Regions from separate parts of the Mus musculus genome. Here regions 2, 3, 4 and 5 are each linked to region 1. Evidence: chromatin loops called from intact Hi-C (ENCODE). Cell type or tissue: heart. All regions are shown on one strand. Each heading gives the region's core, and the rest is flanking DNA. Links, peaks and the distances in the headings are about the cores only.

What was found. Peaks named below come from ENCODE experiments on the same cell type or tissue, not always from the same donor. Only the 100,000 strongest peaks of a DNase experiment are listed, where the experiment ranks them.
Region 2: a loop joins it to region 1, with 6 times the contacts of the local background. A loop is called at or near these places in 8 of 42 quality-filtered maps.
Region 3: a loop joins it to region 1, with 2.4 times the contacts of the local background. A loop is called at or near these places in 8 of 42 quality-filtered maps.
Region 4: a loop joins it to region 1, with 2.9 times the contacts of the local background. A loop is called at or near these places in 2 of 42 quality-filtered maps.
Region 5: a loop joins it to region 1, with 4 times the contacts of the local background. A loop is called at or near these places in 3 of 42 quality-filtered maps.

What each region holds. Positions count from the first base shown.
Region 1 is chrX:151,092,928-151,099,243 of GRCm38, reverse strand. It overlaps Tsr2 (TSR2 20S rRNA accumulation), which reads left to right and starts at 2,701. Exons shown (of 5, transcript NM_001164578.1): 1 at 2,701-2,815; 2 at 2,989-3,079. The coding sequence starts at 2,732. In heart, for the core only: a CTCF peak has its summit at 2,674; a DNase peak (open chromatin) is centred at 2,703; H3K4me3 peaks cover 1,452 bases; H3K27ac peaks cover 1,014 bases.
Region 2 is chrX:151,014,031-151,020,346 of GRCm38, reverse strand. It overlaps Gnl3l (guanine nucleotide binding protein-like 3 (nucleolar)-like), which reads left to right and starts at 3,025. Exons shown (of 16, transcript NM_198110.2): 1 at 3,025-3,146; 2 at 6,258-6,316. The coding sequence starts at 6,308. In heart, for the core only: a CTCF peak has its summit at 3,322; DNase peaks (open chromatin) are centred at 2,656 and 3,036; H3K4me3 peaks cover 2,578 bases; H3K27ac peaks cover 2,011 bases.
Region 3 is chrX:151,043,273-151,049,588 of GRCm38, reverse strand. Fgd1 (FYVE, RhoGEF and PH domain containing 1) reads right to left here and starts at 2,419. Exons shown (of 18, transcript NM_008001.4): 1 at 1,608-2,419. The coding sequence starts at 1,914. Gm46690 (a long non-coding RNA gene) reads left to right here and starts at 3,497. Exons shown (of 2, transcript XR_001782846.2): 1 at 3,497-5,087. In heart, for the core only: no CTCF peak of the experiment used is centred there; DNase peaks (open chromatin) are centred at 1,728, 1,868 and 2,708; H3K4me3 peaks cover 2,758 bases; H3K27ac peaks cover 2,271 bases.
Region 4 is chrX:150,507,107-150,513,422 of GRCm38, reverse strand. It overlaps a transcript of Apex2 not described here. Among named protein-coding and RNA genes, the nearest start is that of Alas2, 37 kb to the left of the region's middle. In heart, for the core only: a CTCF peak has its summit at 2,589; no DNase peak of the experiment used is centred there; H3K27ac peaks cover 398 bases.
Region 5 is chrX:150,809,982-150,816,297 of GRCm38, reverse strand. It overlaps Maged2 (melanoma antigen, family D, 2), which reads left to right and starts at 1,953. Exons shown (of 13, transcript NM_030700.3): 1 at 1,953-2,069; 2 at 3,561-3,627; 3 at 3,984-4,475; 4 at 5,116-5,424; 5 at 5,554-5,617; 6 at 5,875-5,954. The coding sequence starts at 3,583. In heart, for the core only: no CTCF peak of the experiment used is centred there; DNase peaks (open chromatin) are centred at 2,627 and 3,207; H3K4me3 peaks cover 2,777 bases; H3K27ac peaks cover 1,882 bases.

The DNA.
Region 1 (6,316 bases), core at 696-5,695:
AAAATAAAAACAGCTGGGCAGTGGTGACACACGCCTTTAATTCCAGCACTCAGTAGGCAGAGGCAGGAGGATTTCTGAGTTCAGGCCAGCCTGGTCTACAGAGTGAGTTTCAGGACAGCCAGGGCTACACAGAGAAACTCTGTCTCGAAAAAAAAAAAAAAAAAAAAAAAAAACAAAGAAAAAGCTTGGGAAATACATAGACACACAGACACACAAAACAAAACCCACAAACCACAAAATCAGAAACTGTAGTATACAAGCAAAAGGCCAGTAGACAAAAAAAAAAAAAAAAAGCTCAAACAAAGCAACACCAGATGAAGTCTACAAAAATACCATTGAGTCCAGTTTTTGTTGGCTATCTACTGCTGCGTGTAGAGCCTGCCTGTAAGAGTGGTTTGTATCCCCAGTGAGAAAACTAGTTTTTCCCCTTTTCAATCAGTTAACTGGAGGTACCTTCCGGATTAAGGATGGGGGCTTGCATCTACCTCCCTTCTAAGCACGGGAGCCACATCTGGTTTACGCTGCTGCAGGCCCTGTGCATGCTGCCACAGTCTCTGTGAGTTCCTGTGTGCATCAGTCCTCTTGCATTTAGAAGGCCTTATTTCCTTCATGTCGTCCATCTTTTCTGGCCCTTACAATCTTTTCCACCTTCTCCTCTGTGGGATTCTGAAGAGGGCTTTCATGAATACATTCCATTTAAGACCAGAGCTTCTCACTCTCAATACATTGTGGGTCTCTATGTTGGTTCCCGGCTTCTGCAAGAGGAAGCTTCTCTGATGGTGGCTGAAAGAGGCACTGATCTACCGGTATAGGAGACTGTCATTAGGTGTCATTTTATTGCTGTGTGTTCCTTTAGCAGAACAAATGCTTCCTTTGCTAACTGTTCCTTTTTCTAAATGCTTACAGAGCTTAATGTGTTCTCTAAACGCTTGTAGTTAAATCTCATTAACTTTGCTTATCATATATCATAATGATCCTAACAATCAGATAACACTGGATGATCATATCACAATGCTGGCTTATCCTGAACCTCTTTCCTGCAGTGTAATCAAAGGCCTGGCTTTACCTGAAGGAGGACAGAACTCCTCAGACTGCTGAGGGCAGTGGTGGGCTGTATCTCCCCCATGGGCTCTTTCTAAATATTTACAGCTCAAACATTTTTGTTGCAAGCTAAAAATGTGTCCCCTAAGTACTTCAGCTACAACACTCAAGGTTCATTTCATAGTGTTTTCCAATTTCCCTTTGTTTTTGTCCTTTGACCTATTTCCATAAAATAGAGTCCATAAGGTTACACAAATTTATGGATTTCACATGTTTCTTTCTCTTACTAATTTCTAATTTTGCTTTGCAGTCTTTCTTTTTTTTTTTTTTTTCTTTTGTGGTCTTGGGATGAAACTCCAGGACCCCAGTATGCTGGCAAGGTAGATAGAAACATTATCAGCCCTTAGTCCTTAAAACATACTAAACGCTGTTGTGTGGAATACTACATGGTGTGTCTTGGAGAATGTTCTTGTGAACTTCAGAAAAATCTATATTCTGTGCTAAGTGTGGTGGTGTGTGATTAGTCCTAGAATTTAGGAGAGTGTGGTAAGAGTCCAATACCAGACATGGCTACACAGTGGAAACTGAAGTTCCTAGAGAAAAGAACAGGTACATCTGTATGGACCGTTCTATAGGACCAAATGACGGAGCTTTGTGGTTGGGGTGAGTAAAAATGTTACAGAGGAGAGACAAATGACCTTGAGCTACTTTTAATCCCATTGAAAACAATTCCTTGTCTTCCCTTGAATCTGAACGAGAAATCTCGTGGTTATCACAACTTTTCAAATACATACTTAACAGCGAGCATCTATGAATCCAAAAGCTAAGAATGTCATCAGACAGTATCTGAAACCTAAGCAGAAATTTCCTCATCCCACTACCTGTAGTCTCTATCAATAGATTTAGTAAATGCTTTGACTTAGGACTTTCTTTGTTCTGTAACTACTAAAATGTCATTTGACCACTTCCACAAAAGAAAATATCTTTCTGGACAACCTGAATCCTGGACATGGTCACTCATATTTGACTCAAGAATGAATTGTTGGAGCTGGAGAGATGGATCAGCGGTTAAGAGCACTGACTGCTCTTCCTAGAGGTCCTGAGCTGAGTTCAAGTCCCAGAAACCACATGGTGGCTCAAAACCATCTGCAATTGGATCCGATGCCCTCTTCTGAGGTGTCTCTGAAGACAGTGACAGTGTACTCACATATATAAAATAATTATTTTTAAAAAATTAAAATTACATTTATTTATTGTGTGTGGGAGTGCCTGCGCCTGTGAATGCCGTGTAACACATGTGGAGGTGAGAGGAAATTGCAGAAATCGGTTCTCTAGTTCCATCCTGTAGGGCTCAGGGACTGAACTCAGTTCTTCAGGCTTGGAGGCAATTGCCTTTATCTGCTGAGCCTCGCAAATGTAGGTTTTCTCGCCCTCGCTATTCTTTTCTCCTTTCCTCTTTATTTCAGCTATGCTTCCTAAGTACTCTGCTCCAGGTTCTCCTTTAATTATTAGGATTTACTGTGGTAAGTGGTAGCATCTACCACTGATGGCGTTTCCCACTGTTCTGGTCTTGCTGCCAGCCAGATTGGCAGAAAACTAAACCACGTTCTGAGAATCGGCTTTTGGCTCCTTTTGCCTGGTGAGGTCGCCCTAGCGATTGGGCTGCCTGGGAGCCACGTGATCTAAACGGATGATGGCGGGCGCCGCTGAAGATGTGCGTGTGCTCTTCGGAGCTGCAGTCCGAGCTGCGCTGGAGGCTTGGCCTGCTTTACAGGTAAGTGAGGTCCTGGCGGGGGGTCACGATTAAGGCTGTGACAAAATAGAAGTTGACCAGGCGAGGCGCCAGAGCCATGGCTGGGCGGTGTAAGCGGCAGACTCCCAGGCCCCGGCAGGCCACGCCGTTCTGGTTTCCATGCTGTCATGGTTGGCTTGGGCCTGTGTTCACAGATCGCTGTGGAGAATGGCTTCGGGGGCGTGCACAGCCAGGAGAAGGCCGAGTGGCTAGGGGGTGCAGTGGAGGATTACTTCATCGCCAATGGTGAGTGAATGTGAGGTGTTGCTGTCTGTCGCAGTGTGGCGTGGCAGAGCCTCGACGTAGAGAGCCCGCGTTTGATGAATGAATCGTGACTTTGAGATCAGAATTGTGTCTTTAGAGTGCCTTAGAGGCAATGACACTCAAATGCTATTATGCTGGAGAACGCATTTTGCCTTCCAGAGAGTCATTTTCCTACTTTCTAAAATGGTTATGGAAAGATCCGACGAAAAGAACTATTCGAGTCATATCTTGTAACTTAAAATTGCTGGATGAGGGGTGGGGGACAGCTCCGTGGACAAAGGCCAACAAGCATAACAGTCCGAATTTCATAGCTGGGACAACATGGAAGGAGAGAACTGGTACACGCTTAAGGTGTCCTCTGATTCTCCCTACACAAGTAAATATAATTTTAAAATTGTTGGGTGAGGAGTGTAGCCCAGTGGTAGAGCACTTTCCTAGTCTGCTCGTGTCCCTGGGCTCCAACCCTGGTGCCACCAAAACTAAAAGCAGTACCTCTGATAAATAAAAGGCAGCCAGGCCCTGTGGTGCAGGCATGTACTCTCATATTCCTGATGCAAAAGGACCTCAAGTTCAGATTCACCACAACCTTGTCTCATAATAAAAATAATATAAAGACTTGGAGATATAGCTCAATGGAAGTGCTTGCTTACTACACACATGTGAGGCTCTACACTACTCATACTACCACAAATGAATAAATGAATGAAAGAAGCAAATATTATAGTGTTATTAAATTCATATCCAAGGTCTAGCATATGGGCCATGTTTGTGATTCTAGCACCAGGGAGACGGAGACAGGGGAATTGCTCTAAGTTTCAAGCTCCATATCCCCAAGTTGTCCTTATGATAAAAGAAGGGGCTGGAGAAATGTTCAGCTGTTAAAAGTGCGTCCTGCTCTTCCTAACCTGAGTTGGGTTCTCAGCTCACAACCACCTGTAACTCCAGCGCCAGAGGATCCAAAATGTTCCTCATCTGTACACATGTGCATGCACATACATGTAATTAACAAATAAGTAACACAGGGCTGAAAGGATGGCTCAGCAGTTAAGAGCATTTGTTCTTGCATTGGACCTCGGTTCCGTTCCCAGCACCTACATGGTATCTCATAGTTATCTATGACTCCAGTTCCAGGGGTTCTGATATCATCTTTCTGTCCTTATCTGGGCACCAGGTACACACAGTGCACACACAGGCAATCAAAACAACATGCACATGAAATAAATACAACAAAAATCCTCTTCCAAAATATTTTAGTATGTCATAAGAATTAAGCATTTTTCACTTTTAGTATTAAATTTCACAATCTGGAGTTTATTTATTTATTTAGGTTTTTCAAGACAGAGTTTCTCTGTGTAGCCCTGGCTGCCCTGGAACTCACTCTGTAGACCAGGCTGGCCTTGAACTCAGAAATCCACCTGCCTCTGCCTCCAGAGTGCTGGGATTAAAGGCGTGCGCCACCACGCCCGGCACAATCTGGAATTTTAAAAGTCTTAGTACGTCTCATTTGTGACCAGCCACATTCTAAGTGCTTGTGCTCGATAAGCACATGCTGCTGCTTCTACACAAAAGTTCTACACTTCCATTTTGTCTTGGTGGGGTATAAAAGAACAAGAGGACTTAGAGTATTGCATGCTGTTTTTTTTTAACTCTTCATTAACATCCTAGGTTTTTTTAAAGATTATTTTATTTATATGAGTACACTGTAGCTGTCTTCAGACACACCAGAAGAGGACATCAGATCCCTTTACAGATGGTTGTGAGCCGCCATGGGGTTGCTGGGATTTGAACTCAGGACCTTTGGAAGAGCAGTTGGTGCTCTTAACCACTGAGCCATCTCTCCAGCCCCCAATATCCTAGTTTTGAGGATGGTATTAGGCAGATTCACAGCTCAACATTTACAATCTAGTGAGTGATTTCAGGTAAGTAAATGAATAGTTAAAATACTGGGTGGTGTGTGTTATGCTAAAGAGGAGCTCAGAATTCTTCAGTTAACTGAGCCTGAGGAGAAGCCTTTTTGATTTGATTTTTGTTTTTTGGGTTTTTTTTTTTTTTTTTTTTTTTTGAGACAGGGTTTCGCTATGTAGCACTGACTATTCTAGAACTCTTCTGTTGACCAGGCTGGCCTCAGACTCCGAGATCTACCTGTCTCTTGTCTCCCAAGTGCTGGGATTAAAGGTGTGCGCGCCACCACTGGTCAGTAAGAGGCCTTCTTAAGAGTAGCGATTAGAGTGAGGCCTAAGGAATGAAAAGGGGGAAACTAGGTAGAGATGATAAAGCATGTACTCAAAGGAGTTAAGTGCATTATATTAAGGGGATGGAAGAGTGGTAGAGAATGGTGTGTGTGTGTGTGTGTGTGTGTGTGTGTGTGTGTGTACAGAGACACTGACTAAAGGGTAAGAGATAAAAGGCCTTCTGTGACTTTGCTTATAGAGATAGAAAGCCAGTGTCTGTAAAATTCAAGCTATAAAAGACTTGTCTCGTTAGATATTCAATGAAGAAAATGTTTCTCCAGTCAAATTATAGAAGCTTTTTTCTTCCAGCTGCTATTTTATTCCTAGTAGTAGTAGTAGTAATTGGAGACAGTATCTCCTTCTATAGCTCAGGCTGCCATGGAATTTATGTTCCTCATGCCTCATTTTCCTGAGTGCAGGGTTATATAGGTGTGTGCCATCAGTCCTGACTCTGTTTTCCATTAGCTTTTTATGGAGATCTTCCCGTAAAACTCAGCAAAATTGAGCTGGGAATGTAACACAATTGGTAGAGTATTTATCTAACATAAGAGGTCCAGGGTTCAATCCCTAGAGCCACATTAACCAGGCATAGTGATTCATGCCTGTAATCTTAGCACTGGGAGGTGAAGGAAGGAGGATAATCAATTACCAGGAGGAATTCCAGGCTAACCCTGTATTATATAGTGAGTTTGATGCTAGCCTGGGCTACATACCTGTTATAAAAACAAAACCCTGAAACTCAGCAAAATATTTCCTAAAGGCAAGCTTCACAATAGGTGATAAAATTCATGAGCAGGTTCTAAGGTAAGTAAGTAGTGTTTGCTAGCTAGAAAATTCAGAAAGTAGTTAGTATAGAAAATAATGTCTAGGGGGCTGGTGAGATGGCTCAGTGGGTAAGAGCACCCGACTGCTTTTCTGAAGGTCCGAAGTTCAAATCCCAGCAACCACATGGTGGCTCACAACCACCCGTAATGAGATCTGATGGCCT
Region 2 (6,316 bases), core at 939-5,938, 79 kb after region 1:
CCCTTTTTGACTTTTTAAAATTTTAGACAGGATCTCATTCAGCTGCCCAGGTTAGTCTTGAACTCATTCTGTAGCTCAGATTGCAGGACTAGGGGTGAGTTTGGCTCAGTGGTAGAATGCTTGTAAATACACATTAAGTTCAAAATTCAAACTTAGTACTAAAAAGTACTACATAGGGGCTGCAAATTTAGCTCACCAGTTATGAGTACTGATAGCTTTTTAGGATTGAGGTTCAATTCCTAGCACTTGCAAGGTAGCTCACAACTGTAACTCTAGATACAGGGGATCTGACACCTTCTGGCCTCTCTAGGCAGCATGCATGCACATGATACACATACACGCACAAAGGCAAAACACCAATACACATAAAATAAATAAAATACTGCTAATTATAGTGGCTCATAGGTGTTGCAGCTGAACAGAACTGTTTAATTGCCTCCCTCCCTGGGTAGCTTGTATAGTATTTTTGGAAGCTTGGAAACTAGACCATAGGAAACAGGCTTTCAGGCTAGACCCAGCTCAAATCATAAGAGTTTGTCTTAAGTGTACAGTGTCTTCAGCATCAAGGGCTTACCCTCAAGCTCTGAGAGGCAACCAAGAGCTACATCAATAATCTATACTGTTTTCAGAGTCACTTTGACTACCCTGACCAATCATTTGAAAGGAGTTTTCTCATGCATGGTACTGGGGTTTTGTTAAGCTATGGTTTTTGTGGAAGTATTATCAGCTCAAGTGGTTTAACTTCCTTTAAGATAAAATAAATATTATTATATATTATATATTGTATAAACACACATATATACATTATATATAAATATATTATATATAATATACATGTATACACACACACACAAACACACACACATACACGCACAATTTTAGGTGCGTATAAAATGATTCCTGGATGCTTTATCAAATAACCTTGGTGTTGTTCACAGCCAGAGTTTTAGTTGAGAAAATTGGGTTTGATGCATAAATTTGCATTTCTAAGATCCTCTGGTAGTCCAAGTATCACATTTTGAAAAGCACTAATGGAAAAAATGAGATTATTTGCAAATTTTATCTTCATTCTGTTTCTGTGTTTTTCATGCAACCGATGAGCTTGTATTACTTTACAGGTTGTGTTGTATCATAAACTCTCTTTCATCTGTACTCCATACTTTGCTGTTCCTCCTGGAGACAATCATTTAAGATTGAACTGGGGATGTAGCTCAGATGGTACAGTGCTTGTCTAACATGCAAAAGGTATTGTGTTGGATCCACTGCAGGGCATACATTTAAATTGGGTGTGGCGGCACAGGCTTCTAATCTTATTATTCCAGAGCTGCACAGAGAAGGATCAGGAAGTTCAAGGTCATCCTGCGATACAGAGATTCTGAGAACATCCCGGGCTAGAAGACATTCTGTTTCAAAATCATGAATTTCCTTTTTAAATCACTCTGCCTGTGCAAACCAGGATGATCTTGAATTTCTGATCCTCCAATCTCAGACTCTGTACTCAGGGGATGTACTACCATACCTGGCATTTATATTTCTCTTTATCCTGATCCAATTTTCCCAATGCTACCTATTAAACTGTTCAATCCCCATTGACTTGTGGTGCAGCTCTTAATTTCAGTTGACAAATTTGCTTCCAGCCAGTTTTGTACTGGGTTTCTATGAGAGTTCAAAGATGAACTGTCATTTCTCTGAGGAGTCCTCTCTCCTGTGGTGATGAAGCCACATTAAGAACTATAGTGTACAGGGACTGGAGAGATGGCTCAGCAGTTAGGAGAGCCTGTTGCTTTTGCCGGCGACCTGAGCTCAGCAGCAAGCTTTCACATGCAGATGGCTCACAACCATCAGCAACTCCAGATTCAGAGGATCCAAAGCATCCTTCTGCTCTCCACATGCATCAGGAAGGTATATGGTGCACATACATACACACACACATAACAGCAAACTCACAAACTAGAACAAATCTACAAAAAATTTAAGAAAAAAACCTACTACAGTGTAGTATTGTGATAAAGGATGCTGTGATTCTTACTCAACTGGGAGTCATAAAAACGCTGGTATTAGAAATTTCATAGAGCTACAATAGGTAAATAGAGCCTGTAAATACTATGGCTACTTTGGGGGTCCAGAAGAATCTGGGGTCTAGAGAGAAAGGTAGCAGCCAATCCTGTACTATAAGGGGAGGGAGAGCAAAAGGGCTTGTTTTCAGCAGGAATGAGTTGCAGATGAAGAACACACGTTCTGGGTGGTTGCCTTACCTAGCCCAACCCCCACCCTTAAGGTTTAGACTTGAGGAGAGGGAAAGGACTGGAAGTAAATGACCAGGAAGGAATTAAATTAATAGTTACGCTTTTTGGAGGGTTATCTCACTTCCCAGTCAAGTCAGAAGTTTCCTGAAATGGTTATTAAAGACACCCTTACCTACCCTCGCTTTAGAGATAGGTTTATTTTCTGCAGACACAGGAATCATACATGAGGGAGAAGAGGGTAAACCGGTGAGTGACAATTCCAAAGAGTTTCGGTTGCTGCTCCCGGCTGAGCCTTGCTATGCTTTAGAGTCCCGTGAGACTGGAAAGCTGCTGAAAACAGCGAACTCATTTCAGGTGGGATATACGCAGCCAAATAGACACGTGATTCCGGCGGCCATTTTCTCGCACCCGGTCTGTCGCCATCTTCCAGGAGGACAAACTATTGCCCCCTACCCTCATCTAATGCTGCCAGTGATTACTTTGGTAACAGACTAGAGAAGATACATCCTTAACCCTAGCCAGGAAGCCGCACAAAAGAGTTCGTCTTACAAATAGCTTTTGTGGCCACATGAGTATACACACACACACACACACACACACACACACACAAACAAGACACAGATACACACAACTGCCCCCCCTCCCATCGCCAGGCTCCCGCCCCCCTCTTCGCTATTTCTTTACCCGCCGGCAGCCAGGAGGCGGGGCCAGCGTGGGAGCGGGGGCGGGACTGTGCGGCGCAGCAATTATATCGAAACTCCGCCCTTGCGTCTTACGCAAATTAGGCGGAGCAAAGAGCTGGGCTGGGATCCGGAAGTCTGGGCGGAGCCTAGCTGCGCACTCCTGGACTGGCGACGTTGTGCTTCTAACAGCTCTCCGAGGTCCCTGCCGGAAGTGTAGGTAAGAGACTACTCTCTTTTTTTTCGTGGTGAGTGCTCACCAGGCCAGCAGTATAGTAAAGATTGTTTTTTTAAAGGTGAAACCAGAGATGCTCGCCATCCTGGACTAGAGAGGTGAAAAGCTGGCTCTCTTGTAAAGTAGAAGGGCCTGGAAGAGGGATACGGATAGCTCCACATGTGGCGATGCGCTGAACTGCATTCTGGCGGCCTCCTAGAGAGGCTCTAAAGATGCATCCTGGCTATGTAGAGAGGCACTGACCATGCGTATGAGACAAAATGTCGGTTGCCCTCCGCCTTTCAGGATATTTGGGCGTCATTTCGCATTACTGCCATTTCTCCCATGTAGACAGACGCCCCCATCCATGTGTGAGAAGGTCTATTACGTTTATACTTTCATTGCGTAATGGAGACAGGTGTGTCGACCCATCAAATGGTGGATGATATCATCCCTGCCCTATAAGAAAATAATTTCCAATACAAGGTTGAGCAGGCCGACTTCTGGCTTATTAAGGCATAGGTCTTTAACGGGGCTTGTCCATCTCCATACTGCGATAGGGGAGCTCAGAATTGTGTAATATCTAGAGGAAGAGAGCTCCTAACGTAGAGACCCACCCTTCTCATGTTTACCCTTGTAACCAGTCACCAGACACCATCAGCCCTCAAAATCATTGGAGACAGAGACTTATGGGCAACCACACAGATTTACCCCTCCCCCTTCATTATGGAAAATTAGACCCCCATAGCTACCCCATAAAGAATTGCTGTTTTTCTGACGGTAGTAAAGGCCCACCCAAACTGGCTTACAGTACCTGGGAACAGACTTTAGTCCACTGAGATAATGCTATGCCTCTCAAGTAGACCCTCAGGGTAGAGAAACTCAGGTTTATTTTCTTCCCTTTTGAGGTAGAGACAGAACCCCACCCTCCAAATGATTTATAATCACCAGATTGACCAAGAGAGGGGGCATCTGAGCAGTAGAGATGCAGACAACTCCCCCCTCCCATTTAGCCCAGAAAGCCAGTGATATCACTGATCATCCTACAATGCAGTGCATTCGAAATCTCTCCTCATCCATAGAATAGGAGCTCAGATTTTCTCTACTTTTAAAATTGTATTTATTTATGTATATGAATGCTCTATTTATTTACATGTGCACCTGTATGACAGAAGAGGACATCGGATTCCACGATAGATGGCTGTGAGCTACTATATAGTTGCTGGGAATTGAACTCAGGACCTCTGGAAGAACAGGCAGTGCTCTTAACTGCTCTTAACCACTGAGCCATCTCTCCAGCCTCTTAATTTTTGTTGTTGATTTTTTTTAAAATTTATTACGTATTTTCCTCAATTACATTTCCAATGCTATCCCAAAAGTCCCCCATACCCCCCCCACTTCTCTCCCCCCCCCACTCCCATTTTTTTGGCCCTGGCGTTCCCCTGTACTGGGGAATATAAAGTTTGTTTGTCCAATGTGCCTCTCTTTCCAGTGATGGCCGACCAGGCCATCTTTTGATACATATGTAGCTAGAGTCAAGAGCTCCGGGGTACTGGTTAGTTTATAATGTTGTTGAAGCTACAGGGTTGCAGATCTCTTTAGCTCCTTGGATACTTTCTCTAGCTCCTCCATTGGGGGCCCTGTGATCCATCCAGTAGCTGACTGTGAGCATCCACTTATGTGTTTGCTAGGCCCCGGTGTTGTTGATTTTTTTTTTTGAGACAGTTTTTTTTTTTTTTTTTGTGGGGTGTGTGTGTCCTGGAAATCTCTCTGTAGACTAGGCTGGCCTTGAACTCAGAGATCTGCCAGCCTTTGCCTCCTGAGTGCTGGGATTAAAAGTATGCATCACAACTGCCAGATATTTCTTCTCACCTAAGGTAAAATGAGAGATGCACACTTCCCAAGGGAGGAGCAAATTCATTGAGTTTATAATTGCATGGCCTTATGCCTTGTTTTTTACTCTCATAGAGAACCAGAAGCCGGGCGTGGTGGCCCACGCCTTTAATCCCAGCACTTGGGAGGCAGAGTCAGGCAGATTTCTGAGTTCAAGGCCAGCCTGGTCTACAGAGTGAGTTCCAGGATAGCCAGAGCTACACAGAGAAACCCTGTCTCGAAAAAAAACAAAAAAAAAAAAAAGAAAAAAAAAAGAAAAAAAAGAAAACCAGAGGCCCTATTCCCTTCAATACTAATGTGCTGTTGACTTCAATCCACATGAAATCTATACACATCATTCTAGTCTTCTAGTCCACCACCTATGGAAGGATTCAGAATAGCTTCCATCAGGCAAAAGTGTGTGGACCCTACTCATTCAAAGCTGCCCACTTTCCTTCATACTACCTCATCATGGAAATAAGCATAGCAGCTTTGCCCCTCCTTGACAGATGAGTAATGAGACCCAGGCTCTATCTTCCCCAACAATTACAAATTGCGTGGACTAGTGTCCTCCCGTGTAGCAGAGACGCACATAGAGACATAGCCACTGTGCCGGATTCTTTAGTCAGTGACCCAAGAACAGAGGAACAAATGACATGTCCTTCCTCTTGCCAGGGTGCAGACCCTATCCACATAGGCAGGTGAGATGCCCCTGCACCGCCTCCTGACATTAGCATTGACTTCAATCTGTGCAGCCGAAAGTAAGGATTCTGAGGACCTATTTCTCCAGGATTGACTCCCGGGATTTGTTTCCTTCCCCCTCTTGAAGGGTAGATGACATGCAGAAGCTCCCTTCAAAAAGCACACTATCACTCCTCTTCACTGATGAAACATATTATCTGTTCTTCCCAGTGTGGAGGTGTTTAGCACCAGTCTTTTACCTGGGATATGATACTACAAGTACCCACTTGTATCAATTATTGTATCAATAATTGTATTGGAGGCATGGACTCCATCCAGGAAGAAAGGTTCTGATCTATTTCTTTCTTCGAGTGATATAATACTGCTTTCCTTGTGTCTGCTAAGCCATATTAGGCCCTAGATCCAGAATAGTATTCTCCCAATTTCCCAATTGTTTAGAGCTTCCCGATCATGTTCTGTGACATTTTATTTTGCCTTTCCAGGGCTTAAAGGAGAGTTGTGGTTCCTAGGTCTGTCTTCAAATTCCTGCTTCTGTTCCAACAGGAAGAAGCAGACAGATTTGAACATCTCTGTTTCCAGCTTCTCTGATCATCATGATGAAG
Region 3 (6,316 bases), core at 405-5,404, 49 kb after region 1:
GTATTAAATGTAAGGATAGACACACACTGGCAGCTGTGATGGAGATTCACAAGAGGCCCTACTTAAAGTGGTCAGGGAAGGTCTCTCAGAGGGGACATTTGAGCTGAGACCAGAAAGATGAGGAGCAAGCCAGGTGGAGGGCTGAGGGAAGAGCTAACAGGCAGAAGGCAAAGCAAATGCAGACTGCAGTGGGAGAGCTCTGGCTGTTTAGGGATTTGAAGGGAGGAGCTAAGATCAAGTATGTATGTATGTATGTATGTATGTATGTATGTATGAGTAGCATGTGTCCAGGGGAGTTTGGGAAGCCAGCAGAAGCAACAAGCAGGGCAGAGCATTAAAGAGTGTCAGCTGCCTATCTCCAGTTCACAAGGGGGTGAGGGGGGGCAGCGCCTGAAATCTCCCAGAGGTTCCATAACTATCCAAAGAAGAGACAGCAGAGAGAGGCGTATTCTGCCCATGTTTTATGCTTCACCAACTGTTCCTACTACCTGGTCCTGAGCCACAGTCCTAGTGATCTGTGGAAGGTGAGCTATGAGCCCTGGAAGCTGCTAAAAGCTCACCACCTCCTTCAGTCCCAGTGAAGATAGGGCAGATCCATACACTGTTCTTCCTTCAAGGCTCCCAGACTCAGGCCCACGTGAGAATATCCTAGAGGCTCTGCTAGGCTGCTCAGATACTCAGGACTATGAAAAGGCCCATCGGGGTCTGTGGCCCCAGCCTGACCTAGAGTTGTTCCACCACACTGCAAACCCAAGCAACCATCCTGATGATTTTTCCAAACAATCTCCTGGCCCAGCAGCTCTCCCTTCTGACCTCTCTGTCCTATTCCTTCGTACCAGCAGCGCCTTCAGCCCCTTCCTCCAGGCTCAGCTCCACCTTTCTCTCTCATCAATACCCCCTACCTCTTCCTCCCCTTGTCCTGTGGCCACACACACCTAGCAGAAGCACAATCTAGGATCAGTCCACCATCTCCCTCTCTCTTTTGCTCATACTTTCGGGCTACTGAGTCGTATAAGGGGAAATCACATAAGGAGAAAGCTTGCATTACTCTCCAGCTTCAGTTTGGGGAAGCGGGAAGACCACAGATTTTGGACTCTGATCTGTTTTTAAATCCAGGCACCATAATGACAGTGTGACCTTGGACAAGTTACTTCTCAAAGCCTCAGTCTGCACCCCTAAAAATGTAATTGATGATATCCACTTCACAGATGGCTCCTGAAGCTGAAACAAAAACCCTTGTAAAAGTACCCAGTTCAGTGCCATGCACAAATGTAGTCACTTAGCTAATGGGAGACTTCTTTTCTCCTATTCCAACCACATCCCCATTGCTGCCCTGAAATCCTGCCCCCTTTTCTTGGAGTGCTTCCTCTCCTGTTAGCCTCAACAGTTAGAAGAGAAAGGAGTCTTAAGGCTTGAGGGCGCAAGGGACAGATAAGAGCAAGGGGCAAAGGCTGAAAGGACTGGACCGAATACTGCAGGAGGTGGGGGTAGGGGTTGAGGGGACCCAAGGGGCTAGGGTGAGCATGTCGGCTCCAAGTCCTAGAACAAGAACCCGTTCCCGGTACCAGGCCCGTGGCCCAGGTTCCCATGCTGTCTGGATCACTCACCAGGCCGAGGCTGCGAGCCCTCCAGGTGGTAGGAGAAGCGCAGGGCCCGGTGGTGCTGAGGACTAGGGCCGCAGGGTAAGACCCGGGAGCTTGGAGGCGCTCCCAGGCTGGCATCCGAGGGTCCAACAAACTGAGGATCCAAAGGGCCTCCAAGAGCCGTGCCTGAGCCCCTGCTCACCGGCAGCCCGGGTTCCAAGGCTCCAGGGTCCGAGTCGGCACAGGCCAGCGGAGCGGCACCGGGGGTATTTGCCGCTGAGCGTTCGGGATCCGAAGGCCCAGGGCCCCCCGGGACTCGGTGGCCATGCATGGTCCGGGCCTGGGCGCGGGGCCCGGGCTCCCCGCTTGGCTCCAGTTCCTGGGGCGGAGGCGCGGGCGGAGAAGGCCCGGCGCCCGGCGGAGCAGCGGCCTCAGGCTCGGGGGGCGGGGCTGCGGGCTCAGCCCCACTGCGGAGACTCGAGCCCCCGACCCGGGCTCCGGCCAGCAGCCGTGGCGGCAGCAGCAGCAGCAGCCGCGGCCACCGCCGTTGCCGCGCCAGGCATCGCCAGCCCTGGCCCCAAGCGGGGAGTGGGCTCGGCGGGGCCGGGGGCCCGCTGGGGAGCGCTGTCTATGCGGCTGCGGCTAGGCGAGGGTCGGGGGCTGCGCTAGGCACGAGCTCTCCTAATAGATGACCAGTCACTTCCGTAGCCGGGGGCGAGCGGCCAGCCGGATCCCACCGAGGGGGGTCTCTTTCTCCCGGAATGAGAATCGACCTGGGTTCTCTGGGCTAGTCGGGAAGGGTTCTTCCTCCCGCCGCAGCGGAGGCTGGGGGCGGAGGAGAGGGGAGGGGGAGAGGAGAGGAAGGAGGGAAGAGAGGACGGCCGCGGCCGGGAGGCGCGCGTGTGCGCCGCGCTCTCCGGCTGCGAGGCTTGCCTTCGGGCAGTCCTCCGGAACGATGCTCCAGCCGTGCGGGCGGAGGACCGGGCTGGACCGGGCTTCTCCGCCTTCGTCCTGGGTCTGCACCGCGGCAGGCGGGAAGAGCCCTGGGAACTGGGGGATGGGGAGGCGCGAGCCGTTGCTGAGACAGCCGCAGCCACCGCGGCGCTGAGACCCAGTTATTGGAGCCCCGCCCCCTCGTCGGGATTTGAGCTTGGCCACGCCCCCTCGCTAGGGCCAGTTTCACCTCTAACTGCTAGGAGCTTAAGGCCCTCCTTCTGCTGGCCCTTCAGCTTTCCTTCCCATCCTTCCTTGGTCCCACAGAGGCGAGTCTCTGGGCCCAATTTCCGAAATCGACCCTTCCGTCGCATCTCATGCCTTCTTCCGCTCTCCCATCACACTCTTTCCCAGAAGCCTTTCCACATGTCCCAGAGTTAAGCTAGGCTTGGCACGTAGCGATCCTTTAGTACTTATTTTCTCAGACCAGATCTCATGGCCCTTTACTTTTCCACTCTTTTTGTCGCGGTCCCTTGTTTTGTCCGTTACCCGGCTGGCAGCAACCCAAAACTGAACCAGTCCAACTGTTTGCCTTTTTTTCCATGCTTGTGCCCAGGCAGCTGAACACTACTGGGTAACACTACAATTTTCCACATTTGTGTCATGATAAACCCTCATTTCCCAGCTTCTACAAGTCCCTCAGAACTGACCCGACACCCTACTAGTAGTCAACTTTCTTTTCTGTTTCACCCCCATTGCCTAGATAACTCTCATCCATGGTGGCCATATCAAATCTAGTCTCCCCAAGATCTTGATTTGTGCCCCCAACTCCGTCCCACGGTACTTAGCTGATAAGCCCATGTCCTACTTACATGGAGTGAACAGAAGACGCCAGAAGAAAGGTCTGGAATTCTTAGCAACAGACCTCTGAGTTCGTTCCGAGTCCCTTCGCTCTGGGCTTTAAACAGTCAGGTATCTTCTCCCATCTAAAAAAACAAGCACCAAAAGTTATCTCTCTTCTCTTTTTACAGATGACTCAAGACTTGCTCATAGTCAAGTGTCCCATTTCCTACCTCCCACTTATCTTTAACCCTGCTACAACTCACCTCTACTACTTCTTCCAAGCTATTTTTCTTATCAAGGTCTTCCATAGCTTACGTTACTAAACCGAAAAGAATCTCTTTAGAGGTCATCCTACTTGGACTTGCTAGCATTCAGGTAGCACCAGTGACCTCTCCCTTCTCCTGAAATTGCTTCCCTATGACATATCATGCTTATTTTTCTCCTTTTTCCTTTTCAGTTTCCTCCTCGTCTTAGTAGTGTTCTTGGGAGCTTTGGCCTGAGCTCTGTCTTCCCACGCACTCTCTCTGGTCTTTCCCTCAATATCTCATTTGCTTCTATGGCTTCAATTATTACTTCTTTGATAGTTACTCTAAAATACTTCAAATCAAAACATTTTTCCTGGCCCAGACATTCAGCTGGTTAGAAAACAACATTGTTTGAAAATCCTAGAGAAACCTAGAATCTCTGTTCTTTCCCAACTCAAGAAATCCTCTCTCAATGAGCTGTACCTTACCTAAGTGAAGGATCTTGGTCAAAGTAGAGATCTAAGCTATACCCTGGCTCTTTTCTCTCTCTCTCTCTTCTACACCTCCCCCCCCCATGCAATTGCCAAGTCTTCCTATCATCTACAGGACCATCTCCATCATCTACTTATACAGTCTCATTTCCATTGCCACTCGCTGGTGTAGGCTAGTACAGCTTCTAATCTGCAATACCTTCACAGCTCTCCTGTTTCAGTCTTGTTCTCTGGAATCTATTCTTAACTATTTTTCATTATCATGTATCAAACCCAAAGCCTCAGGCAAGACAGGCAAGTGTTCACTGAGTCCTGGAATCTATTCTCTATATTGTAGGCAGTCTGTATTATTACTATTTTTTGAGACAAGCTCTCACTGTGTAGCCTAGGCAGGCCTTGAATTTATAATCCCTCTGTGGTTGCCTCCTGAGTGATGAGACTAAGGGCATATACTACCACATCTGGCAAGTCTATGTCTTTCAAAATCAAATATCATTCACAAGTTTAGAATCTTCCAAGTCCCCAAAGGTTCAAAAGAAAATTTACCTTCCTTAACATTAGAGGTTTGGCAGGGCTCTTTATGATCTGGTGAGATCTCAATCAGCCTTTCTAAACCTAATGCTTGAGTCAAAGTTGAAAAATTGTAAGACTGTTCCTTGGTCTATCCAGCCTCTGAAGGCTTTTTTAACCTTAATTTTTAAAATTCTTTGACAATTCCATCCATATGACCTCTGGAGGTTTTGGGTTGTTGTTCTCTTTTGCTTCTTTGGGTTTTTTTTTAGCGGCAGGGCCTCATTTGGAGTCTAGGCTGACCTTGGACTGCAGTGAGTCCTCTTGCTTCAGGCTCCGGTGTGCTGGGATGAAGGCTGAGGTTTTGCACGTTTGCTGCCGTCGCATATGGAACTCTCTTCACTTCTCCCTCATTCCTCTTCACTTGCCTAAGTTTCAGCTGACGCTGTGAATGTCTCCGGAGCATGGAGTCTAGGCTTCAGGTGAGGCACCAGTTATGCTGTAAGAAGGATCACAAACAGGAAAGTGTTGAGCACACACCACTCTCAAAATGACCGGACCAGTACCGGAGATGACGTGACATAAATGCACACCAGATTACAACACATAAACATGCACATTTATAAACTGCATTAAGGCTATGAATGAACAGAACAGAGAGAGTGACAGGAATGAAAGAATTTAGGGGTTGGTAGTGTCTAGCTTTAGGGGTCAAGCAAAGCTTGAAAGAATGGGAATCAGCAAATGAAGAATGCAGATGAAAGTATTCGGGGGGGGGGCTGGAGCTACAGCTCAGTAGTTATGAGCACTGACTGCTCTTCCGAAGGTCCTGAGTTCAAATCCCAGCAACCACATGGTGGCTCACAACCATCTGTAATAAGATCTGACGCCCTCTTCTGGTACATCTGAAGACAGCAACAGTGTACTTAGATATAATAATAAATAAATCTGAAAGAAAGAAAGAAAGAAAGAAAGAAAGAAAGAAAGAAAGAAAGAAAGAAAGAAAGAAGGTATTCCAGGGAGGGTTGGAGAAGAGATGGCTCGGCGGTTAAGAGCACTGACTGCTCTTCCAGAGGTCCTGAGTTCAATTCCCAGCAATCACATGGTGGCTCACAACCATCTGTAATAGGATCCGATGCACTCTTCTAGTGTGTCTGAAGACAGTGACAGTGTACTCGTATATAAAATAAGTACATTTGTTTAAAAAAAAAGAAAGAAAGAAAGGATGTATTCCAGGGAAAGGCCTCAGTAAGTAGGAAGACCCTGTGGAGAACTGGCATCCATGGATTCAACCAATCTCAAGTCAAAAGACTTGGGAAAAGGCTGGGTGTGGTGGCACATGGCTTTAATCCTCACACTCTGGAGTCAGAAACAAGCATATCTCTGAGTTCAAGGCCAGCCTGGTCTACAGAGTGACTTTTAGGATAGCTAGAGCTATACAAAGAAACCCAGTCTCTCAAAAACAAAGCCAAAAAGCACTGTAATGAATATGCATATTTGTTAAATCCTCTATATAAAATGGCATAGCCTGTGTAATATACCAAGACTCCATCACCAAAAGGCAAAAACACTATAATGTTTGTAACTAAACTAAACACATCATCCTGTATGCCTTTTCCGTCTCTAGAGGACTTACAATAGCCAATACAATGTAGCGCTCTGCAAATAGTCGTTATTCATTGAGCAGGTGTTCTGTAACCAATTTCTGAAG
Region 4 (6,316 bases), core at 557-5,556, 590 kb after region 1:
GAAGATACAATACTACACACTCAGAACACATGGTTTGGATAACGTGAGCTGGATGTGAGCTTAAAGATTCTTTCCTGTGGTCTAGCTTTCACTGTTTCAGAAAATACTATTCAGGCTGCCAAGAGAGGGCAACTATTAAACACCCCTACCAATCTGCAACTCCTATGAACCACGACAGTTACCAGCATGGAAGGATAGTAGAAAGATGCAATAAATAAGTGGCTCTCATATCATTGATGGCAACCAATAGCTGTCTAATTGGTCTTAAGGCCCACTCAACAGTAGAGAAATCATATCTGGTATAGGAAACCGAGGCAGCTTCTCCAGGATAATGAGGGCCCGGACTTTAGAAAAGAATCTACTACCACCAGTTTGCTAGATAAGCATAATTCCTTTTACATTCTAAATCTGATCCTTCTACCCACAGATAACTGTAGCTACCCCTCATCAAAGAAGCCTCCCTTTCCAACCAATGGGAGCCGTCAAAGAAAACCACAACTGGCTATAATGTAGCGATCAACAAATCATGGGGAACCCAGCCCCAACAGATATACCCTCAGCACAGCTGCTGCTTTTATATAGCTCAGGGAACATTGCAGAAGAGGGGCTGTAAAGATTCTAAGAGCCACAATAGTAGGAAGCCTGCTGTCAGCAACCAGTCCTAGAAATGGCTGTGTAACAGGAGCAATGGCATTATTGGTGGCATATGTTAACACGGAAGGAGGAAATTTTGCAGGGTCTCACCCCTAGGCAGAGAACTATAGGCAGATATGTTGGGAGAAGGAGAATTAGCCTCTCAGGGATGTGCCCTCTTACTAGTTGCCCTAGTGCTGCATGGTCAGCCTTGAAACCATATACACATAAACAACAACTGACTCAGAAGGGTGTGTGTGTGTGTGTGTGTGTGTGTGTGTGTGTGTGTGTAACAAATATAATCGAACTGAGAGTGGGGATGGAGGTGCTGAAGGGAATAAACGAGAGGGAAGTAATGTATTTTTATTTCAATAAAACCATTTTTTTAAAAAAATTAAAAATTTAAAAAGTTTTTTTGATTTTTAAAAAATATTTAAGCATTTCATTTACATTTGCATTGTACTCTGATAGTTGACCAAATAGTAATACCTATTAGAAATTTGGACAGTCAATAATTTGGCTATATTTTTCTCATTTTAAGAGGATTTCTTGGGAAATGTTTTGGTGCTGGGGTTCATATTTTTGTTGCTGTTTTTTTAAAGGTAAAAGAAATTCTGCTCCTCCCCTTAGCTCTTTTCACTCTACCTGACTCCATGATAAGACAGTCTTGTCAGGAATTCTTCAGACTTAGGGTGTGTGTGTGTGTGTACTGTGTTTGTCTCTCTGTGTGTGTCTCTGTATGTATGCATGCATGCATGCATGCCTGTGTGTCTGTGACTGTGTGAGTTTGTATATGTCTATGTATATCTCTCTGTGTGTGTCTCTGTGGACCCTTTAGAATTTAATGCGAATACACTAGCAGGAGCTAGTACATACAAAGCGTGGGCTTTCCAAAGGCAGGGCTTCCATGAATAGTACCTGCCTCTGTCTCCTCTGTATCTCATGCCTTTTCCCCACCCTTACTTTAGTAAGACAGGAAGGGAAGGGGCAAGAGAGCAAAAGAAGGTGGTGGATCATGCTATGACTAATCAAGAATAATATATCCCAGAAAGAAAGAGAGGTGGGATGGAGTACAAAGAAAGATGTCTGTGCTGCTGAGGATGTGACTAGTCAGGACCAAATTGATGCAGATATAAAGGCAAAGATACATAAAAGTAGACGTCATCTCACTCCCCCTCACCAACAGACTTCGCTAATGTTTGGGGGTGGGGTGGGGTGGACTACAATGGCAGAGAAGTAGACTGCAGTAAGAAGAAAAACCATTTTGCAGCCTGCTTGCTTTAGTCCAGTATTTTTCCATTTCTCTCTTCTCATGACCAGAAGTCTAGACAGGAAGCAGAGGTCGGTTACCAAGGAAACTGAAGCTGAGTGTGCTTGATTGGTTACCTTTGAGATAAAAACAAAATTGCTATTCAAAATGTAAGCTCTTGTGGAGGATGGGCAAATACTAAGCATATAGACGTCTATTAATCCTTATAATTATTTTGTAGGGAAGCATGCACAAACACTTGCGCGTGCGCGCGTGTGCACACACACACACAAAACATTTTCCTACAGGGTTAATTGGGAGTTGCTCTTCAGAAAGACCTTGAATTCTGCCTCTGGTCCCTTCTATTCTTTCTGCCAGCCCCATACTCTTAGTGTCTAATTGTACCCCATGTCTGAGTCTGATGAAATCCTGACAAGACTGTCTTCATGAAGTTATCTGGGGTGGGGGTGGGGGTTGAGCTTAGGGTGGGAACAGAATTTCTTTTAGCTTAAAAAAAAAAAACCCAACAAAGATATGAACCAGACATTTCCCAAGAAATCCTCTTAAAATGAGAAAAATATAGCCAAACTATTGATTATTCAGATGTCTAATTAAGAGGTATTAATATTTGGTCATCTAGCAGACTGCAGTGCAAATGTAATTGAAATGCTTACTTTGCCATTCCTTATACGTTGCTGCCCCTAGTGTAATAAATAGTAACTGCATCTTCTGGACTGCTGAAGGCCATTAAAGTCCTCCCATCCTCCATTTGAATGTTATATACAGAACTTTAGACGTGTATCTATATTTTTCAACACAGTTGAATATATCTGCTAATGTTTTTTATTACAAAAGACGAAAAGAGGTGGTCAGACAGGGCCTTCTGATTCTTCTGATGCGGAAATGATCTGTGGCAACTACTTTCTGATATGTTTGTCTGAGAATCAGTGTTCACTTTTGACAAACACACCCTTTTTATACTCTGAAATAACTTCAGAAGATCCATGCTGATGTCACATGTGTCCTAATAATGAGATTTCCAGGGAATTTGAAAGTTAATGTGAAACCACTTTAAAGTTTTATGCAAACAAGGTGTATTCATATCTGTCTACAGTGTCTTCTAAGATTAAGACTTGGCCGTAGACTTGAGTAGGGGTGTGTGTGTGTGTGTGTGTGTGTGTGTGTGTCTGTCTGTCTGTCTGTCTATGTGTCTGTCTGTGTGTCTCTGTAAGCATATTCCAGGAAGTTGAGCTTACAGTGATAAGAATGCATAATGGGTTGGGGATTAAACCTAGCCTCCTCACATGCCTTAACTGTCCTAAAATTAGCTCTGTAGACAAAGCTGGCTTCAAACTCCCAGAAATTATCTGCCTCTGCCTCCTGGGTGCTAGGACTGAAGGTGTGCACCACCATTGCTTGACTCAACCTGTTTGTTTGTTTGTTTGTTGTTTGTTTGTTTGTTTTGAACACAAATCAGGACCCAGGATTGGCACCAGACATAGTGGGCTGGGCTGTCTTGAATCAATCATTAATTCAAGAAAATGCCCTACAGGCTTGCCAATATGCCAGTCTGTTGGAGGTATTGTCTCAATAGAGGTTTCCTCTAAAATGACTCTAGCTTGTATCAAGTCTATCAAAAACAAACAAACAAACAAACAAACAAACTAACTAACTAACCAGGATAATAAGGATGGGGGACCCAAAGAGACCCCCCAGGACAGGAAGCAAGGTTTTATTAATACAAAGGCTAGAGGCGGAAGGTTTTCTTCCCTTGTTCCCTTCAGCATTTGGTATGGGGATCAGTGTAAGCCATCAGTGATTTACGAATAAGCAAGAAACCCCACAGCCAATGTATGAGGACACAGAAGCTTTTCTTTTCCTTCTTATTTGTAAGCAGCTGTCGCTCAGCTGAGCTGACCCGCATGCCTGTTCAGGAGGTGCAATAAAGGCAGAGCTGAGAGAAACAGCATAGGTTCTTGAGGTTCAGGTATGTCCTAATGGGAATTATTAATAAGCAAAAGGAAGATATATTTTCTTTCATGTAAAGCTTGCTTAACAATTCTATATAAATATGGGCTAAAATAGAGCATGGTTGTTGAAATGAGTCTTGAAATACTTGCTTTTGTTTATTTATTTATCTTGGGTTTTTTTTTGTTTGTTTGTTTGTTTTTGAGACAGGGTTTCTTCATGTACCCTTGCCTATGTGGGTACTCACTCTGTAGACCACGAACTCCCAGAGATCCACCTCCCTCTGCTTCCTGAGTGCTAAGAGTAAAAGCTTGAGCCACCACCCAGCGAGATACATGGTTTTTAAAACTTATTTCTCCCATTACTGCCTGGCTTCTCTCCTTTTCCTGTGTCCCTTTCTCTAATAATTCATTATGTCTTTGTGGTTATCTGTACAGGAAGAATCACTTGTGTGCACACGACAAAAGCCCTTTGAATGAACACGTAAGCGTCTCAATCCAAGATTGTGGGTGTATCAAAATGGATCTGCCTTCCATTTTGTATTATACTTGACATTTTCTCCTTAATGGTTTTGATAGATTCTGCTTTGGTCTCCCTGGCAACGATCTTTATGTCTTTGTTTCAGCCTCTTAGCACTGAACAGCAAAGAGGAAAGTAGGCTATTACCTGTTCCTGGTTGCTAAGCACAGTGTTCCTGCCTGGGCTGAGTCACTCAGGAGAGATTAGAAGTGGAGCGGTTACTAAGACAACGGAATCGCACATCCATTTCCTCTGTGAGGCCCCTTTTCTTCATACATTTATATCAAGTAAGAAAGGGAGGGCTCTGGGATAAAAATACTGGCAGTGAACAAAGAAACAATGTAAAGATGCTTTCCTACATTTCAGTAATGGTGGGATTGTTTTAGGAAACCATTTAAAGAACAAAAAAAAACATTAGAATGAGAAGTTCTTTATAACATATAATAACTGACATATACTTGAGAGATAGCAAAATATAATATCAGGTAATGTCAAAAATAATGGCACTATAAATGCAGAGGGTTCATCTACTGTGGGGCATGAGGGAACAGTGATGTCTGGGCCCCGTCCCCAGAGATACTTATTAAGTAATATGGTATATGGCCATGGAATAAGCACCAGTTAAAAATTCTGTGTATGGAAATCCAAAATGGAAGCTGCCATCTAGAGGCAAAACCAATCTTTAAGGATGTTGTAGCTTATCCACCAGAGGAGACTGCTCAAATGTGGGTTTAAGTCAATAGAAAGTCTTGCTGGGCGGTGGTGGCACACACCTTTAATCCCAGCTCTTGGGAGGCAGAAGCAGGCGGATTTCTTAGTTTGAGGCCAACCCGGTCTTCGGAGTGAGTTCCAGGACAGCCATGGCTATACAGAGAAACTCTGTCTCAAAAAAAAAAAGCCCAAAAAAAAAGAAAAAAAAATTACAAGAAAACGCAATCAAATAGGTGAAGGAAATGAACAAAACCATCCAAGATCAAAAAATAGAAATAGAAACAATAAAGAAATCACAAAGGGAGACAAACATAGAGTTAGAAAACCTAGGAAAGAGATCAAGAGTCGTAGATGCAAGCATCACCAACAGAATACAAGAGATGGAAGAGAGAATCTCAGGTGCCAAAGGTACCGTAGAAAACATTGACACAACAGTCAAAGAAAATGCAAGAAGCAAAAACTCCTAACCCAAGGAGTTTCTACATCCAGCAAATCCAGGACACAATGAAAAGACCAATCCTAAGGGTAATAGGTATAGAAGATAGTGAAGATTCCCAACTCAAAGGGCCAGTAAATATCTTCAGCAAAATTATAGGAGAAAATTTCCCTAACGTAAAGAAAGAGATGCCCATGAACATACAAGAAGCCTGCAGAACTCAAAAATAGACTGGACCAGAAAAGAAATTCCTCTCATCACACAAGAATCAAAACACAAAATGCACTAAATAAAAAATATTAAAAGCAGTAAGGGAAAAAAGGCCAAGTAACATATAAAGGCAGACCTATCAGAATTACACCAGACTTCTCACCAGAGACTATGAAAGCCAGAAGATCCTGGGCAGATGTTATACAGACACTAAGAGAACACAAATGCCAGCCCAGGCTACTATACCTGGCCAAACTCTCAATTACCATAGATGGATAAAACAAGATATTCCATGACAAAACCAAATTTACATGTTGACTTTCCATAAATCCAGCCCTACAATGGATCATAGATGGAAAACTCCAACACAAGGAGGGAAACTATAACCTAGAAAAAGCAAGAAAGTCATCTTTCAACAAACCCAAAAGAAGATAGCTATATAAACATAATTCCACCTCTAACAACAAAAATAACAGGAAGTAATAATCACTTTTCCTTAATATCTCTTAACATCAGTGGACTCAATTCCCCAGTAAAAAAAAAAAGACAGACTAACAGACTGGATATGTAAACAGGACCTAGCATTTTGC
Region 5 (6,316 bases), core at 728-5,727, 280 kb after region 1:
GCAAATAGAGATAGGTGTTTCTTGAAAATCCACTCACTGTCATGAATACCAATATGACACTGAGAACCACCAGGAAACTGGGGCACAGTGTAGACTCGAAAATACAATGGCTGAATGAGGCATACATGTTTCTCATTAAAGGAAATTCAGCAAAGTTGTCAGGAATTAAGTTCTTGTTATTTACTGCACTACTACCCTAAAGTATACAAGTGCCAATTTCTAGATTGATACCCTCTACTCGGACCTTTTTCTTGATTCTCAGACAGGCTTATCCAACTGCCAATTTGACATTTCTACCTGGATGTACCACCAGTGCCATAAAATCAATGTTCTTTTCCTTTTTAACTCCATTATTCCATGACTCACTGAAAGGGTCACTATCTGCACTATCTGTTAAAGAAAGATGCCAATATTTGACTATGTTCCTCCTTCCAATCCACCCCTCCACAATCCAATTACTCATCAAGTCCTAGCAGTCCACCCCGCCCCCACCAATCTCCTCACTATCTCCCCTGCTAACACTCTAGGCCAAACCACAAGCACTGCTTGTTTGGATGACTACCAAGGTCATAGCTATGCTCTCTAGTTCCAAGAAGACACTTAATCCCCATACAACACCTAAGATCTTCTAAAACACACACCTACAACATCTATGTGGTGACCAGCTGTAGGGTGCTTTCATAGACCCTCAGGACCCTCAGGTTTGAGAACTTTATTTTCTTGGTATTGGAAGTTTTCCATAAGTTGGATAGGATAGGAATTTGGGGCACCAGAATTGGAAGAAAATGAGAGACTATTCATTTGTGCTCAGCAGAGAGAGCCTAGGAGATAAGAAAGTAGAAGGGTGACATTACAAACTTGGGGGAAGTAACAGTTTATAGGAAATGAAACGAATATATAAACCCGCCTTGATGATGTGTGAAAATGTATGTGAATCAAATTGTCCATAAAGCCATAAGGATTGGCTATCTTTCATTTGTCCAGTATGGGCAAAGGTGACCTCAAGAAGCAGACTTCTGACTATTTGTGTATAAGAAAGATCTTGAATTTTATTTCTATAACTACCGTGAATTATAGTTTATAATAAGCTTTTTCTGGGTCTGCATTCACCTGCTCTATTGCTAATGATATTTTGTCTACTTCTCTTTGTCTTTACATTTTATCTTGTTCTCATGAAGACACCCAGTTGTTTATGTGAATTTATCAGGCAACAGAAGTGCCATTTCAAACTAGTGAAAAACGTTATTGAGGGTGAATCTGTCAATGCCATAATAAAAGTCATTACTTTGTACAGTTAACTTACGCTGAAAATGGTAGTTTTTTCAAATGAATTGAATCAGCAAAACATAATAAAACAACAAAACAGTCCAATATAGACACCAGGATGGTCCTTGTAGCATTGTTTGTAATAGTTCGAAAAGGGGGAAACAACCCAGAAAGTACACGAAGCTGAACTAAGTAAATAAATTATAGGACAGTTATACAAGAAAACATTATACATTTCTAAAAAAACATATGCTAAGGGAAAGAGGTTTGAATATATAACTTGAAAAAAAGCAGTTACAGAACAGTAGGTAACTAGTATAGCCGGTGTAGGGAGAAAGTGCACATAATCAGACTACAAATTAAAAAATTAATGGAGGAATGTCTATCAAAGTACTCAATGTCATGAGTATTTCTGAGGAAGGAGATTAAAGATAGCTTTTAATTTTCTGTTACATATTTCTGCATTTCTCTGGTTTTCACATGACAACACACTACTTTTGTAGTAAGAAAAATAACGATATAAAATAAATAATTTCAATGAATGAATCGTTTTCGTGGGGGCAGTTTGGGTTGGAAGGGCTTCAGACCGAACCTGGTACAGAGGCATAAACATGGGCTTTGGCGTCAGACAGCATTGAGCAGGGCCCCATTGCCCCACCCCCGAGGAAGGGGGCGGGGGGTAGGGGGCTGCGGAAAGGGGCTGGGCTGGGCTGGGCTGTCTGCAGCTCTAGTCCAGGAGGCTGAGACTTCGAGAGGGACTGAGAGGAGCAGGCACACGCATCCCAGACTCACTGGAGGACAAGGTGAGGGAACAACATTGGGCTTTCCTGGTGAGCAGACAGTGGTTCTAACTACCTGAAACCTATAGCTGGGCAGGTGGGCAATTCTTATTTGACCACTATAGCTGGAGCAGAAGTGCTGCATTTGATGCGGTGTGAGAATGAGAACGACCAAGAAAGTAGTAAGCTGTATATGAACTGGACAGCAGAGACTGGCAGAGGTGGAGGGGAGAAAAAGGGGAACTGTGCATGCTTGGAGGAGAAGGAAGAATATGGGGAAATAAGAAGGGGAAGGCGAGATCCAGGGACAAGAATAGGGGATGCAGAGAAGGGTTAAGGGACACTGGGGAGGGGGGTTGCATAGGTAACACAGAGAAGGATGTAAGGAATGGGAAGAGATTTCTGTAGAGTAAATAGGAAATGCGATGGGAAATAGGGAGTCCGGAGTTAGGCAAGGGAATAGGGAGGGGGGGAATAAGGAGTGTTGAGGGGGGAGGGGCAGACGGGCTGGGACGGAGGCCCCCTAGGGAGGCGGAAAGGGGCGGGACCACTTCCGGCCTTTAGTGGGGAGGGCAGTATCTGAGTTTCGGAGGGGCTTGGAGAGAGTGGACACACTCGGGAATTGTAGGAGGACGAGGTAAGTCATGGGCCCCAGCTTTGGATGAGAGCCTGCTAGGGGTCGGCCCCACCCTCTGGGATCTGGAGAAAACCTGCCTTAAGAGCCAAATCTTACCGAATCCATCCAGCTAGGAAGGGAGGGGACTGGACCCCGTTTGGCTGGGCCTAAGATGGAATCACTAGTTCAATCCTGAGTTGAGGAGGGGGTGTTACAGGGAAGGAGCCAAACCAATTTGGGTTTTACCGTTTGGAGGGGGGCGTGTTAGGATAAAGGGCGGGACCTGGAGGCTCTGTGAAATTGATAGGGTGGTTGTGAGTAGGGGAGGGGCTAGGACCACCAGACACTGCGACAATTTGGATGGAAGGTTTGTTGGGGAGGGGGCGGGGCTGAACAGCATTGCGGACCTGGAGAGGGGCGTGTATAGGAGTTGGGTGCTGGACTGAGACCGTGGACATTGCGCATGCGCTTTATGTATAGCTAGAAAGGGGCGTGTTGAGAAGGGCTCGCAGAGACTGGGCCAGCTGCTGAATGCGCATGTGCACGGTGGACTTCAAAGAACGGGTTTGTACTGGGAAAGCAGGCGGGGTTGAAAGGGCGCTGCAGAAGACGCGCATGCGCACTCTAAGCCTGCGGCTGGGGGGGGGTGCGCTGGGAAAAGGGGGCGGGGTCCTCAGAGCTGCCGCGCTGGCACATCTTCCTGGAGGAGGGGAGGGTGCGGCTGCAGAGAACTGAGACCTAGAGACAGAATTTCTGTATCTGAGCACCTACTGGTTGGGGCTCCGGGAGGGGCTGGGCTTTGGGGCCCTAAAGAAGGTGAGGATCAGCTTCTAGGCAGAACAAGGGATACGACGTTCAGCGGGCTCTCCACTTGACCCAGGCCTTCTCTTTGAACTCAGCTTTGCTAGGTGAACTTGAGACATGTCTGACACAAGCGAGAGTGGTGCAGATCCAGCTCGCTCTCAGGTAAGACCGATACCCCCCCCCCCCCTTTCTTGCTGCTTGCCTTTCAAGCCCCTTTTGCTGCCCTAAATCCTTGGAGCTTCTCCTCCCATCCTTGTCATTCTCCACCCACTTCTTTGCCTGGGTGCATCCCCTCTCCCCAGTGGAGGGGAGGCCAAGAGGAAGGGAGAGAGGGTGGGCGGGCCCTTGGTTCTGTCATTACTTTTTAACTGGGAAGCCTGTTTAGGCTGGGGTGGTCAGAGCACACCACAGGTAAGAGTCTTTACAGGTCAGAGAAGTGTAGCCACCTAATTTTGGGACCATTTGCCTTGTTGAGGGGTGGGAAGAAGGTCAGTGAACTTCCTTGCTTTCCCTTGCAGGGCAAAGCTTCAGAAAAGGACAGCGGCTCCGTGATGCAGGACCTGTTGACCGTGACCCAGAACTTGGAGGTCTCAGAAACACCAAAGGCAGAAAAGGCACCAGAGGTTTCAGAGGCTGCAAAGGCTCCAAAAGCCTCTGGGAACCCAAAGGCGACAGAGGTCTCAAAGGCCCCAGAGGCGTCTGAGGCAGCTGCCACCCAGGCCTCACCTACCACACAGCTGAGTGAGACCCAAGTTCTGGCAACTGAAAACAAGAGTCCAGCAGCTGACACCAAGACGCAGAAGTCTGACCTGCAGGCTATGACAATGCCTACAACCCCGACCAAAAAGGTCAGCTGTGGTACCGATCCAAAGGTCAATACAAAGGCTCCGGAGACTGAGGCTCCTGCCTCTCAGGCTGGGACAGATGAACCAGAGCCTGAGGGTACAGCTGTCCAGGTTCAGGAGAACCAGGATACTCGGCCCAAGGTCAAAGCCAAGAATACCCAAAAGGTAAGACATACCCATCCTTGCTTCTCCACAATCTTCTTGTTCATTTGTCTGCCAAAATTAAAACAATTCCTGTGTTCCTGAAAGACCCAGCGCACACTAACAGGAGTGTGTCACAGTTCTTGTATCCACAGAGCTCACAGGCTGGTGGGGAGATGAGGCAGGCATATACATAGCTTCATGCTGACTGGAATGCAGCTTTTTATATGTACAGAGTAGCTGTACACTATAGACCTTGAGGTAGGCTTATTCACATGTGTAGTCTCATATCTGAAAGTAACTCCTTATGGTACCATTCTGTATGGCAGGAAACTGATGCCCAGAAAGAAAGAGGACTGGCTCGTCAATGGTGCTAGAAGCAGAGTCAGGTCAGGGGTGGATGTGGGAAGACGAAAGCCTCAGGCCTTATTTCTGACTTGTTCCTGATCCACTCAGGGAGGAAATTCCCAACTGGTAGTCAGTGATAAGCCCATGACTCAGGATGGCTAGTGTCCAGTGAGGCAGAGTCTTACTACAAGGGCAGGGTTGTGGGGATGTATCCTAGAAGAGACAGCGTTGGGTGTGCTTTCCAGAAGAGACTGAGTTAAGAGAAAGAGCCACCTGCACCACTTGCTGATATTGACCTTCCCCTCTTTCGATGCAGGGGAAACACCCGGATGGAGAAGAGGATGGCAACAGTGACCAGAGTCAGGCTTCAGAAGCCACAGGTGGTCGAAGGGTCTCAAAGGCCCTAATGGCCTCCATGGCTCGCAGAGCTTCAAGGGGACCCATAGCCTTTTGGGCCCGCAGGGCATCAAGGACTCGGTTGGCTGCCTGGGCTCGGAGAGCTTTGCTCTCCCTGAGGTCACCTAGAGCTCGCAGAGGCAAGGCCCGAAGAAGAGCTGCGAAGCTACAGTCATCCCAGGAACCTGAGGCACCCCCACCCAGAGATGTGGCCCTTTTACAAGGAAGGGTATGGACTCCACCCTCTACGTCTCACCTTTTCAATTGTGTTGCCTGATGTCTTCTCTGTTGTGCTTTGGAGTTTTCTGTGTTTTGTTTTTTTTTGTTTTGGTCTTTTCATCATTTTTCTTTCTCCTAGGCAAATGACTTGGTGAAGTACCTGTTGGCTAAAGACCAGACAAAGATTCCCATCAGACGCTCAGGTAGAGTCCTACAAACACGTGCTCTCTCCTGAGCTCTGCCTTCTCTTGTCTTCTCACCAGTGTGCTGGGGACAGCCTTCATTCTCACGCGCCTGTCCCTTTTCACAAAGTTCTCCTAACAGTGGGATCTCTATTGAAAAGCCCCCCCACAACTTGGTTCTGCCACCCATGGCTTGGACAACAAAGGGTCTGTTGATTGGGCATCAGGGTTACCTGGTATCTCTACAGCACAGATGCTTGCAACACTCTCATTTGCAGATATGCTGAAGGACATCATCAAAGAATATACTGATGTATACCCTGAAATCATTGAACGAGCAGGCTATTCCTTGGAGAAGGTGAAGGGACAGCCCTGGGGGATGGGTGCACTGGGGAAGCTTTAAACAGAAGAAAGGCATATGAGCACCCTCCTGGAGGAAAGCAGAGACCTACTGCATCCTCATCACTGTAGAGTTGAGCACATGGTGGCCTAGGGAGGGGCAGCCACTGACCACACAGCAAGTCAGCTGTGGAAACACAGCTAGTGCTAAAGCTGTGCAGCTTAGTCCTGGCTTCTGCCTGCTGCTGGATACACCATCTCATGTGTTGCAGATGCTCACCCCTCTGTCTCCCTAAATTCCCCCTGATTACAAAGATGCTATGGATAACCACCCTATGTTTGTTATGTGTATAAATAGCACATAACTATGTGCTTTATATA